Regions from separate parts of the Homo sapiens genome. Here region 2 is linked to region 1. Evidence: chromatin contacts called from ENCODE Hi-C data. All regions are on one chromosome and are shown on one strand. Each heading gives the region's core, a stretch centred on a gene start or an enhancer-like site at or near the end of the contact. The rest is flanking DNA. Distances are from core to core; before and after follow the strand shown. Region 1 overlaps TTLL5 (tubulin tyrosine ligase like 5). Region 2 has its middle 62 kb from the start of GPATCH2L.

Region 1 (6,659 bases), core at 1-2,500:
AGATCATCAGTTTGGGATGAGATTATTGGGTTACGTTGAGGCTCAACAAGAAAAACCATAATCTTTCCTAAAGAGACGGAACAGGAGGCAAATACAATTCATTTCCTTCTTTAGAAATGAATTCCCTTACACCCTATCACTTCTGTTTTGGACCTCAAATTAATACTAGGCGACAGAAAGATTAAATTCATTTCACAAGACAGTTTTGTGATATAAGTTATTTTGTGTAAAATTTTTTAACACAAAATTAAATTCGTGAAAACCCTAGTTTCTGTATAGATGAGTGTTTTCAGTTGTCCTTATTGTTTTATTAACATAAGAAGTGGGAGAGCTCTCACTGTTTTCTCATGTGTGGGTATAGTATTGAAGAAGTGTTGCAATTGTCCCCCTGGTATTTGGGTGCAGCTTTTTGTGATTCCCACAGTAGCCCTCAGAGGTCCCCTGTGCTTTTGAATTTTACTTGCGTGTTGCTGTTTTGCACCACCAGGGGACACTCAGTTTCCACAGAGGGGTGCTATGCTCTACCAAAATGGTGCAGATTCTTTTTCCTGTCAGGGGTGGACTCCAAAAAGATTTTGTCCTGGATTTTACAGCTTTAGGTGGATCCAGTATTGGGTTTAGATGAGTTGACAGAGCCCTTTCTGAGATGAAGCTAATAGCCAGATTTTCACTGAAACAGGAAAAATAAAAATTTCAAAAAAATTAAAACAAAATGGAGTTAAAAACTAAATATGTTGCCAGAGACCCAAAGATAGGCAGCTCTAGCAACTTGGGGGGCATGCAAGTATCCATCCAGGGAGCTGAGTTCCACCCATGCGGCGGAGGTGGGAAGAGAGGATTCTGGGAAGGTCCCGGTTGGAATGGCCTTTTTTCTGCCTCAGCCATATTATTCAGTGGAAATTCAGAAAAGACCCCAAAACATTTGTAGTGCCTTTCCCTTTCTCCCCACCCCCAGTTCCTTCTTCAGTAGCCTTCCTTGCTAATTAACACTGGCTCTGCAGGGATATTTACCTTTTCTCTGCTGGATTCCTGTGGTTTTGAAAGAATTCAGGTACTTGCTGGTTGCCAAGGAATTCAGATTACCTCACAGGCTGCACACTGTCCAGAATCTGCCACAGCAGCAAGTAGGGGGGAAGAGACACCAACAAGGGGGAGAAAACCCTTTCCAGTGCTCATTGTCACCCTCCCTGGCAGGCCCTTGCTGTTTGTGAAGTTTGAGTCATTTCTGGCTCTAAAGACAAGGGATCAGGCTGGTAATCCCCTCCCAGACGGCTCTGTAGGGCGCTGCCTAGTCACTGCAGCGCTTTGGCAGTCTCCCGGCTGCAGCTGGTTGACAGCAGATCAGAGAGCTCTTGGGCCTCTTGTTCTCTTCCATAAGATTTTTCTGGGTCAGGCCAGGATGAAACCCAGTGGCTCCTGGCAAGGCTGCCTGAGGTGCTGTCTCTTCATTGTCCAGGCCTCTCTGACTCAAAATGCCTACACCTGTTGAAGGATAACTCATGTGCCACAGCGAGGTCGAGGCTGGCCTTCTCTTTTCTTGGTACATTTGTAGTGAATGTTTGTCAGAAAATATAACTACCAAAGAGGATGTTAAGCTTCTACATCTAGAATGCCTGTGACTCTGACCATAAGAAGATATTGGTATCAAAAAAAAGTTTTTAAGAAAACAGCAGGACAAAAAAAAAAAAAAAGAACATGTGGGGTCATATTCTTAGAAGAACAAACTGGTTTTTGAATAGGGGAAGAGAGTTTAAAAGATCCCACTAACTCTCTGCTTTCCTTCTTGTTTTGGTTCCATATTGGTAAAGATCTTGGAGCAAGCAACTCCAGTGCAGTTTCAGTTAATGTTTGCCAAGTCCCTACCATATGCCAAACATTGAAATCTTTTCTCCACACAGACATTCAGACTTTTAGACAAATTATCTTGATTCTCTTGATCAAATTATCTTGATCACTATCTTGATTCTCAGTGAGAAACATTAGAAAGCGAAAAGGAAATGTAACTTGTGATTTAAAAATTTATTGTCAAAATAAAGATATTGTCCAAAACAATTCATATTTGTTTTCATTGTGGTTAAAAAGGGGGGAGGGGGCGGCAAATAGTTCTATATTCATCAATAGGCTGCAAAATAGTACCTAGGGTTTCAAATTTAACAAAGAAAGTAGGAACTCTCCCACCTTTTGTTAGCTTAAAGGTCAAAGCCTTAAAGGTCTGTCGTGAGAACTTTCCTAAATCTTGATCTCATTAAGAGGGAGATACAAGACTGACTCCATCGTGTAAATTTTGGTCTACATTAGGATAAGTGTGGTCATGTAGTCATGTGCTTTATAACAATGGGCAAGGAAGGACCACATATACTATGGTATCCCATAAGATTGTAATGGAGCTGAAAAATTTCTGTCGCCTAGTGACATTGTAACATCATAACACAATGTATTACTTTTTCTATGTTTAGATACACAAATACTTACCATTGTGTTCCAGTTGCCTACAGTATTCAGTATAGTACAATGCTGTACAGGTTTGTAGCCTACAAGCAAGAAGCTGTATTATCTATCCTAGGTGTGTAGTAGGCTATACCATCCAGGTTTGTGTAAATACGCTCTATGATGTTCACACAACGATGAAATTGGCCTATCAATGCATTTCTCAGAGCATATCCCCATTGTTAAGTGACGAATGGTTGTATGTGCAAACTTGGTCCTGGGGTACCTAGTAAATAGTGCTCTTTTAGGTTATTGTTAATAGAGAAATGGTGTTGAAACTTCAGACCTAGAGAAGATGAAATTTGATAATATGTGATGGTCTAAATCAAAGGTCACTAACATAAATGCTCACAAGTACATTCACTGAAGGAAGAGTGGAGACTGGAGAATGGAGAGTACATGTCTCATCTAAAGGCATTTACTATTTAGTGCCAGCAGCTGATACTGGTATTGCCAGATCTGGTTTGTTAAGTGAGGCTTGAACATGTAGATTTTTACTGTGAAACAAAGCACTTTTTTACACTTTTAATTTTGAAACCGTTTTGAACTTATAGAGTTGTCAGAGCTGTAAGAATTATATGAAAAATTACCTTTTACCCTATGTCTAGAGATCTCATTCCAATTCTGCCAATTGTCCTAAGATTTTTTTTTTTTTTAATTACAAAAGGATCCAATCAAGGATCACATGTTGTATTTAGCCGTCGGGTCTCCGTAGTCTCCTTCAGTCTGAAACAGTTCCTTAGTCTTTCTTTGACTTTCATGATCTCAGCATTTTTGAAGATTACAGGCCAGTCATTTTGTGGATTGTCCCTCAGTTTGGGCTTGTCTGATATTTTCTCATGAAGAGACCTAGGTAATGCATTTGGGGCCAGAATACCACAAAAGTGATACTAATTCTTGTCATTGCATTATATGTGATGGCACATGCTAGTCATTTAGTGGTGTTTGACCATTTGCTTTAGGTCATCTGCTAGATTCCTCCACTGTAAAATTATTTGGTCTTACCCTTTGTAATTAGTAAGTATTTTATAAGGAGATACTTTAAATCATGTAAAATTTCATTCTTCATCTCATTTCTCATTTTTAAGAAAAATCTATTGATTTTTCTTGCCTTAATGAATTATTGCTGTAATAGTTGCCAAATGATGATTTTTTAATTCCATCATAACTTTTATTTCTTGGCATTTTTCTGTGAGGAAGAGCTTTATCTTCTCGTTTATTTATTCATCTATTTATTTATACCAATGCAGACTCAAGCGTTCCTGTTTTATTTAATGGGTTATAATTCTTTACTATCATGATTTATTTTGATGCTCAAATTGTCCCAGATTTGGCCAGTGGGAGACCTCTCAAGCTGGCTTTGTGTCCTTTTGACATGTCTTTATCATTCTTTGAGCACAAGATGTTTCAGGCTCATCTTGTTCTTTCTCTATTCTATCCCTGGAATCAACCATTTCTCCAAGGAGCACTGGTTGCTTTTTCTTGGAGTATAATATTTAGAAATCAATATCTGGGTGCTAGATACGCTCATTGTTTTGGGGCATTTCTGCTTTCAGACCCTGGCCATGAGCAGAGTTAGGAAATTATGTATTTATGTACATATACACTTGTACATCTGTATTTCTATATCTGTCTCTAATGTATTGTTGAAAAATAGAAGTTTATACTAGTACGCACAATTCTAGTTCAAAACTACAGAGTTCCTTCTTGTTTTTTGCTTTTCATATTTTAAAATCTCTTTTCCAACAGCAGGAAATCTGGCTCGCAGTATCTTTAACATATTTATTTATTTGCTCAATTCCTTTGTATGTGGCCAGTTTCCTGACCCCACTGGGCCACTGTCCCATTCAGATGCCGTTTTTATATGGATTTATACCCTTATTTGGTGGCCTCCCTGCTTAGAAAACCTCCTTGTGCTTCTGGCTGACTTCCCACCCTACTCACCATCTTCCTTTTTTTTTTTTTTTTTTTTTTGTAACTCACCATCTTCCTCATGTGGGCCCTGGCTACCCCTGGGCTGCAAGAAGGAAGGTCTGATTTTTATATGTTGTTCAGGTAATTAAAGTTTAAAAGAAAAAACAAAGCTTTTGTAGGTTAATCAGAACTTGACCAGTAGGTCACATTCAAGACTAATGTGACCTGTGGTCTAGACAATAAAAAAGAAAATAGTGGTCAGATGATGATGATGGCTTATTTACTATGGATTTTAGTGAGAGCTATAAGCTCTTACTGGGGTAGGAGGAAAGATGAACATGCACACCTTTTCTCTCCATAGTGTATGTTCCCCACTAGACTGAGGGAGATATGGAGTGGAGCACTTTCACCCTTCAGGGGAACTTTTCCTTTAAGCTTTTTTGTTTCACTTTAATTTTTGCTGCTTCTGCTTCATACACTCAGTTTAGAATTCCACGCTTTGATATTAGAAATCTTATCCTTGCTGGGGTTCAGAATAAAATGCTCCAGTGAAAAGGAAGATTAGGAAGAAGAAACATGATTTTTTTTTTTTTTAGATGTGCAGCCCTCTTGAAAAAAAGAATATAGGAATGACAAATGTGTTGGTACCCGATTCCAGCTCACCACAGACTTTTGTCAGGCTTTTCATGTTGACCAAGTTAGATCAAGTACTTGTAGTAACTACAAGAGATGAAAAGCCTCTTTTTCTGAAGCAGAAGCTTTCCCCTCCTTCTAATTCATTGTTCTTTGAGGGGAGAGGATGACAGGAGGGATGTCACCTTGAGGTAATGTCTGGCTGAGGCAGGCAGCCAGCACGGGGCCCCTTTGCATCTCACAAGAATTCAGAGAATGACAGTCTGCAACTTGCTTGGACAATCTATTAGAGGAAGATTGGGATGCATAGGCAAGGGTTACTCACCAGGGCACTGGGGTGTGACATGGCTAGAAGTTAAGTGATAACTACTGGAAGTTGGAAGTTTCTAGAAAATCTGGGGTCCTTCTCAAGCACAGACATAATAATGCTCATCAAACTCTTGTCTTTTAGCCTAGTCATCATTTTCTCTTTGTCCACATCCTTTTTCCTAGCCTCATGTTTGTTTATTTTAGTTTTTTGGGTTTGGGGTTTTTTTTCTTTTCACTATTCTTTCTTTGGCTCTTGTATATTTCTGGTACAGGGAATTAGGGAGTGGAGATAGTGGGTGGATGAGAAGAAACAGAGAAGAGGAAAGTTTTTTAATGCTGACCTTTAATGTGGTGAAAATTCATGTTGACTTCATAGTCTGAGTAAGCATATGTAAATAATTTGTAAGTCATATGAAAATAAACTTGTGGCCTTCTTTTTTTTTTCACACACTTGGATATGCCTCTTGGGAAAACCACTCTAGTGAAGGGTGATATGGTTACAGTGGTATGTAAACAGGGGTTGATATCTACCATAACCATTCGCCTTGAGTGTCCTTTTGTTGATACTGAGCATCCTTTTGTTGATATTGAGCATCACTGGAAAGTTCTCTCTTTCCCTGGTTACTTCCTTCAGAGGCACATGTATTTTATACTTTGGTCTTCTTTTGACAACAGTCCGGGATATCAAATTGCTACCCTGTTTTCAGTGGGCTCCATGTTTAATTCCTCTTTTGCCTTCATTTCAAATTCAGGACTAAGTCTCTTGCACTGTGCCCATATTTATGCCGTTTTGCTTTGTCTGCTGTTAATGCTGTCATTATCATTCTTTTTAAATGAGTATTATGGATCAGTTCTATTCTTTCTATGGATGTCAGCTCTAAGCCTACATATAGCTGTGCTGTCATTTTTTCTTTTTGCTTATTTTTTTTTTCATTGAATGCTATAGTACCAGGCACTGTGTGGGCACTCAGTCGGTGTTTCTGTTGCCTAGGCTGGAGTGTAGTGGTGCGATCACAGCTCACTGCAGCCTCTGTCTCCTGGGCTCAAGCAGTCTTCTCACCTTGGCCTCCCAAGTAGCTGGGACTACAGGTGCACACTACCACGCCTGCTTAATTTTTTAATTTTTTGTAGAGATAGGGTCTTGCAGTGTTGCCTAGGCTGGTCTCAAACTCCTGGGCTCAAGCAATCCTCCTGCCTCGGCCTCCCAAAGTGTTGAGATTAGAGGCATGAGCCACCATGCCCAGCCAGTTGTTATTTCTGGACCAGCTAATGCTGCATCTTTCACAGTATCCTACACACAATTTCCCAGGTTGTAA
Region 2 (6,274 bases), core at 2,803-5,302, 380 kb after region 1:
GGAGTAAATAACAGTGGCAAAGAGCACAGGTTCTAGAATCAGGCAGAATGGGGCTCCAGTCCCAGCTCTGCCTTGTAGCTCTGGGCCCTGGAGCAAGCTGCTTTCCCTTTCTGATCCTGTTTTCTAATCTGGAAAATGGGATGATATTAATATTGTCTTCTTGGGATTGTGGCGCCCAGTAAAAGCCAGCTGCTGTTATTGGATTTGAGAACTGGATAAGATTGAAAAGTTAACGTAGGAAAAGTGACAGTTTATGGCAACAGTGCCTGCAGTTTGCTAGGGGGTATCACCTTCATCTCCCCTCATGAATCACTTCTCAGCCATGGATGGAAAGATGGCTTGGCACCAGGTTTTGTTTTGTTTTGTTATTTGTAACAGCTTTATTTAGATAAAAGTTGTGTGCCGTAAAATTAAGAGTACACAATTGAAGTTGTACAATTCAGTGATTTTTAGGAAATATATGAGTTTCTGCAGCCATCACCATAATCCTGTTCTAGAACATTTTCCTCATCCTACAGAATTCCCTTGTGTCCATTTACAGTTAATTCCTGCTTTCATCCCCAGCCTTGGGCAACTGCTCTCCGGCCCCATCAGTTTGCTGATTCTGGACAGTCCTGAGTAGCTGGGATTACAGGCGTGTGCCACCATGCCCGGCTAATTTTTGTATTTTCAGTAGAGACAGGGTTTCACCATGTTGGCCAGGCTGGTCTCGAACTCCTGAGCTCAAGTGATTCGCCTGCCTCGGCCCCACAAAGTGCTGGGATTACAGGTGTGAGCACTGTGCCCGGCTGCACAGATGTTTTCATTCCACCTAGGTAGATTCCTAGGAATTAAATTGCTGGATCATATGGTATGTTTACGTTTAACTTTTAAGAAACTGCCAAACTGTTTTTCAGGGCCTCAGTTCTTTAGGATATCAGGGTTAAGTAAGTACTTTTTTCTTGTTTCCTGTCCTTAATTTTTTCAAAGGCTGCTGTTGAGTTTGTGGGAGGCATATTCTTCTGATTCCTCCCTCCCTGCCTTCTTCCTATCATTGAGTTTATCTCTGCTTTGAGAACATAGGCCTCATCTGTCTGTATTCCCCACTAGCCTGTAAGCTCTTCCAGTCCAAGACTAGGTGTTGATCGCATTTCTATCCAACTGCATGCCTATTCCAGGAGTTCAAAGTCAAATAAAGCACACTCCTGACCTCTAGAAACTCACAAGCTAGCAAATAAATAGTGTGTGAGTGAAGGAGCCCATATGATCTGCAAAATACAGATGGGAGGAGAGAGAGAGGGATACTTCGCCCACCAAGAAATAACAGAGGTGGGGCTGATTTGCTTTGAGCGAAGGCCACTTGGTTCTTGTAAAGTTTTACAGGAACACAGCCATGCTCATTTGTTTACGTGCTCATTTGTTTACAACAGCTCATTTGTCGATGGCTGCCTTTATGCTACAAGGGGCAGAACTTAGTTGTGACAGAGATCGTCTGGCCTACAACGCCTAAAATATTAGCTATCTGCCGCTTTGCAGAAAAATGTTGCCAACCCCTCCTTAGAGGAGAGAATGAAGATGAGAAATAACAAACCTGCGTGCTCTCAAAGTTCAGCTGCTTGTTTCTATCCAGGAAATTCATTGCAGCAGGAGTGATTTGAGTTAAATGTAAGGAAAGACTAGAAGGGTGGGGAGATTCTGGCCCCTAAAGGAGAGACAACCTTTCTTTAAGAAAAGGAAACGAGCACTCATCAGTTCCAGGAACAGGGACATGATCTATCTGGAGACAAAAAAGCTGGAAAGGGGGACATCTGGCTCCTTCTTGGCCCTTTGATCCTACTTGGGATGTGGGGGTGAGGAAGTCTCTAGGAGCCAAATGCCTTTGTCAGCGGGCTCAGGATATTGAAGAGAAGGCCCAGTGGAGTGGGTGTTAGAAGCAAGGGAAGGGGAAAATGTTGATTTTTCTTTTGGCAAGGCAGAAATCAGAAAGCAAGGGTGGTGGGAGCAGAACGAGGAAGAAGCCGTTCTTCTGTGGCTGTGCCGGAGTGAATTAATTCACGGCATATGTTCCTAGCATCTGTCGTGGTGACCTGGACTGGAGGGGTCAGTGAGAGAGGAGACCATGCCAGGACTGAGCATTAGCCCAGAATTCCCAGGCTGCAGGGGCTCTTGGCTCCCACCGAACGCTGGCTGGCCAGCCCACCCAGGAACAGCTGCTGCAGCTGCAGCCACCAGCGCTGCCTCGGGGAGGAGGGAGAGCATCCCCTTCCTGTGCTCCCCACAAGAAAACACCTGGCCAAGGAGGGGCTGGGAGAAGACCAGAAAGAATCCTGCAGAACGCTATCTCTTCCAGACCTTTAGCGGCGGTAGATTCCACCCAGCAGCCACACGTCCGCCAGCAGACTGCAGGTGTGTCCCCAAAGGACAGCACAGGAGGGGTGAGAGAGCCACAGCCCTGAATGGAGAATGAACAAGAATTTGGGGACTTCCTCTTAAGTGTCAGTCCCAGAATTTCCCTGGATGCTATGTGGGCTGCGTGGTGCTGAAGTGTCCCTTGTGAGTTGATGGTCAGCCCAGAGGAAGCAAGGCAGGCAGGCGTGGTGGCTGAGAATGGGATGATGCCAGGTTCACATCTGTGCTCTTCCACGTCGCAGCTGTACGACCTTGGGTATGTTCTCATAACTCCTTGAGCCTCAGTTTTCTCATCTGTGGAGTGACGCTGAAAATCATTCCTGAATCACAGGGCTATTGTGATGATTAAATGAGCTGATGCTTGTTGAGCTGATGCTTGTTAAGTGTCTGGCACAAAGTAAGCCCTCAATGAAGATTAGTTCTGATCACATTGAATGGGCAGGCAGTGGTCACTTGTTGTGCCTGATCATAAATCACAGGGCATTAGGACCTGACCGGACCTGAGTGGGCATCTACCCCAAGGTCACAAACTGGAGGCCATAGGCTGATGCTGACTCACAGGACATGTTGGGTTTGGCTCATGCACTGTTTTTAATTGTTTTGTTAATTATCAACATTTAAAACTGAAAGGTTTAGACTTCCAGCTTCTCTTGGAAAATAACTGCTTGCTCCCAAAGTTCAGCTGCTTATTTCTATCCAGAAAATTAATTGCAGCTTCCAGCTTCTCTTAGAAAATGGGAGGATCGGCCGTGCATGGTGGCTCATGCCTGTAATCCCAGCACTTCGGGAGGGTGAGGTGGGCAGATCACGAGGCCAGGAGATCGAGACCATCCTGGCTAACACGGTGAAACCCCATTTCTACTAAAAATACAAAAATTAGCTGGGCGTGGTGGCACGCGCCTGTAGTCCCAGCTACTCGGGAGTCTGAGGCAGAAGAATTGCTAGAACCTGGGTGGTGGAGGTTGCAATGAGTTAAGATCGCACCACTGCACTCCAGCCTGGGCAACAGGGTGAGACTCCGTCTCAAAAAAATAAAAATAAAAAATAAAAAAAGAAAGAAAAAGAAAAAGAAAGAAAATGGGAGGATCTGGCTACTCTGGAGCTGCTGTTCTTAGAGCAGCTATTGACTGGAGCTGAGAAGCAACAGCTTTTAATGAGTAGCAGGTGATCAGCCCACGTGCTTCCGCGGACGCATTCCTGCCTGGCCACGCAGGCATTCACTTTAAGAGCCCTGCCCAATCTTCTCATTTTACCAGTGAGGATTCTGTCCCCCAACGACACTTATCCAACCAAGGTCATGTTCCTGAGCCTGGACCCTGGTTACTAACAAAAGCCAGCATCCTTTGTCAGTAACCAGGGCCCTTGCCTGCCATCTAACCTCACATCATGCAAGCTGTGGAGAAGGCCCAGTTTCCCTACCACGGGTTCTCCTCCTCTGATCAGTCTAACTCTGTGTCTGGCACACATCTGACAAGAGTTGAAGCAGAGTCCTAGGCTATTTCCAGGACCAGTAACAGGACCCTTTGCCAGGTGCCCAACGTGGATGGTGTCTGTCCTGTGCTCAGCTGTCACAGGAAAAGGTGGGAGGTTTGCCTTCTTCCTTCTCCGGCCTCCGCCGGTGTAGGCATTATAAAGAGGCCTCGGGGGCCACCTAGCAGCCAGCAGCGTCTCTACACAGGCCACTCCGTGTCCAGGCTGAGACCATGTGCTTCCCAGCCTGTGACTGAACATGGCAGTGGTACAAGGGCTCACCATTTCTGGCCAGCACAGGACTTTCTGCTGCAATCTTTGCACGGCGTTCCCCGTGGGGAGGCCAGAACTTTCTCCAAGCTGTGCTGCTGTCTGAGACACTTGCCCTCCAGTCCTCCTTCCTGCCCTCTCCCCTTTCTCAGGCCTCAGACCCTCATCACCACCTGAAGGCTTTTCCTGCTCCTGCTCCTTCGCCTCCCCCTTGATCTTTCCCAGGAATTACCCTCAGTAAATCTCCTGCACTTCCAGCTCCGCGTTGGTGTCTGCTTCCCAGATGAGCCAAACAGAGAGCTGGTGGTGGCCCAGCTAGACTCAGGGGGCAACAACTCCTGGCCAGGGCTGAGAAGACACAGCCTGTTACAGGGATAGGGAGCAGGCTCACCTCCAAAGCCAGATGGCTCATGAACCCTAGTGTGGGTGAGATTCAGGTCAGGGATCCCCGGTGGGGCGCCAGTAGCAGATCCCTCTTTCATTCAGGTAAGCACCAATGTGGAATCCAACCCAACTGAGAAGGCCTGAAAAGGAGGAGCTGGAAGCCCCTCAGGGGGCACTCGGCAAGAATTTGGTCCCCTCTCAGCAGGAGTAGAAGCCAACTTGGTGTCTTCTTGCTGAGGTAGGGCACGGATAGCCTCTGTTGGTGGCTTTATGGGCAGAGAACAAGGGATATCATGACATACTAGGCCTGCCAGGAGACAGGAGATGCCTGCCCTCTATAGCGACACCTGTTGCCTCTCAGGATCTGGGGATCATCTCTGGATGTGGGAGAAGAGATGTAGAAGCAGTTGCACCCCAGACCTTGCCGGGGCAGGTGCCGGGAAGTAAAGCCACCTCTCTGATATGGCAGAAGGGGGCAGGGCATGCTCTGATGGCAGAGCAGAGGCTACTGTGGGTTTTGTGAAGGGGCCAGCTTGTTCTGACAGGAGAGGAAGGACCGCTTCCCACCATCCCTAAGGCACAAGGCCCTCCAACGTGGTCTTGCAGTTGTAAGGACAAAGGCAGTAGAACACAGGTTGAACAGGAAGGTGCCTCTCTAGGTGGAGACTGAGGCTACATAGATGGGGGAGATGGCACTTAGTAGGAGAACTAAGCAAAGAGGGAAAAAATTATTTAGCTCTTTAGGGAACAGAAATTAACCAACCTAGGGGAGTGGGGCAGGGCAAGGATTGACTTTAAAGGAACCAGAGAGAAAGTTGCTGAGGGGTGGGGATTAGGGGGTGGAAATGTTCCATATCTTGATTGTGGTGGCAGTCATATGTCCGTTTGTTGTATTTGAAAACCTCATGAAACCTTACGCTTTAAAAAAAGATGAATTTTGTTGTTGTTGAGACAGAGTTTTGCTCTGTTACCCAGGCTGAAGTGCAATGGCACGATCTTGGCTCACTGCAACCTCCAGCTTCTGGGTTCCTCCTGCCTCAGCCTCCGAAGTAGCTGGGATTACAGGCGTTTGTGACCACGTCTGGCTAATTTTTGTATTTTTAATAGAGATGGGGTTTTGCCATGTTGGCCAGGTTGGTCTTGAACTCCTGGCATCAAGTGATCTGCCCCGTCCACCTCGGCCTCCCAAAGTACTGGGATTACTTTTTTGCACGTGGCCAAAAAAGGATGATTTTTATTGTATGTGATTCATACCCCAATGAACCAGACTATAAAGATTTTCCCCCATCAGCCCTCACCATCTCAGGTGGGTGAGTTGGGGAGCTCCTGTCTGTCCCCCACCGTCTCTGGCATTTTGCAGCATTCCCCAACCCCCTGAGAGCTAGGTCAGGAAGCAGAGGGGCCTTCAATGCCCCCCAAGGAGTGCCCCTCAGCCAAGACCCCAGGGCAGGGCACTGTGCAGGCTCAGAGCTAGCCTTTCAATTTCATCTTCAGTTTTGTTTTCCATGATTACATTTGGAAAGGAAAATCTAGCAGATTTGACTATTGGAGAGAGCAGATGGTCCAATTTGAAGTAAAACACAGGCATTTGGGAGCTGTTTTTGACATTCTTGTGGAAGTGCAGGTTTGTTGAGCCCAGATTAGGGAGGACACAGGGAAACTTGAGGGCCCCAGGCTGTTTAAAAAGTCCATCACCCCGAGAGAGCAGGATGTGCCATCTTTTGCATTGCAATCGTATTTTTGACCTGGAGGATATAAGAAC

The links. A loop is a pair of places that touch in the nucleus more often than their neighbours do. Pooled maps may share reads with other maps.
Region 2: a map of psoas muscle shows a loop between it and region 1 (2.7-fold over the local background). The contact joins two enhancer-like sites. A Hi-C loop is called at or near these places in 3 of 168 maps with a recorded cell type or tissue (dorsolateral prefrontal cortex, endothelial cell of umbilical vein and psoas muscle) and 6 of 50 pooled maps.

Annotation. Positions count from the first base shown.
Region 1 is chr14:75,710,826-75,717,484 of GRCh38, forward strand. The region is part of intron 9 of TTLL5 (tubulin tyrosine ligase like 5); the gene reads left to right. Among named protein-coding and RNA genes, the nearest start is that of TTLL5, 53 kb to the left of the region's middle. RefSeq lists an enhancer at 1,054-1,163. Within about 2 kb of position 1,251, at least 27 of the 41 ENCODE cell types and tissues checked have a DNase peak (open chromatin) inside an H3K27ac peak, as active enhancers do; they include psoas muscle, where a contact is called at or near this core.
Region 2 is chr14:76,087,204-76,093,477 of GRCh38, forward strand. No RefSeq gene overlaps it. Among named protein-coding and RNA genes, the nearest start is that of GPATCH2L, 62 kb to the right of the region's middle. Within about 2 kb of position 4,053, at least 6 of the 41 ENCODE cell types and tissues checked have a DNase peak (open chromatin) inside an H3K27ac peak, as active enhancers do; they include psoas muscle, where a contact is called at or near this core.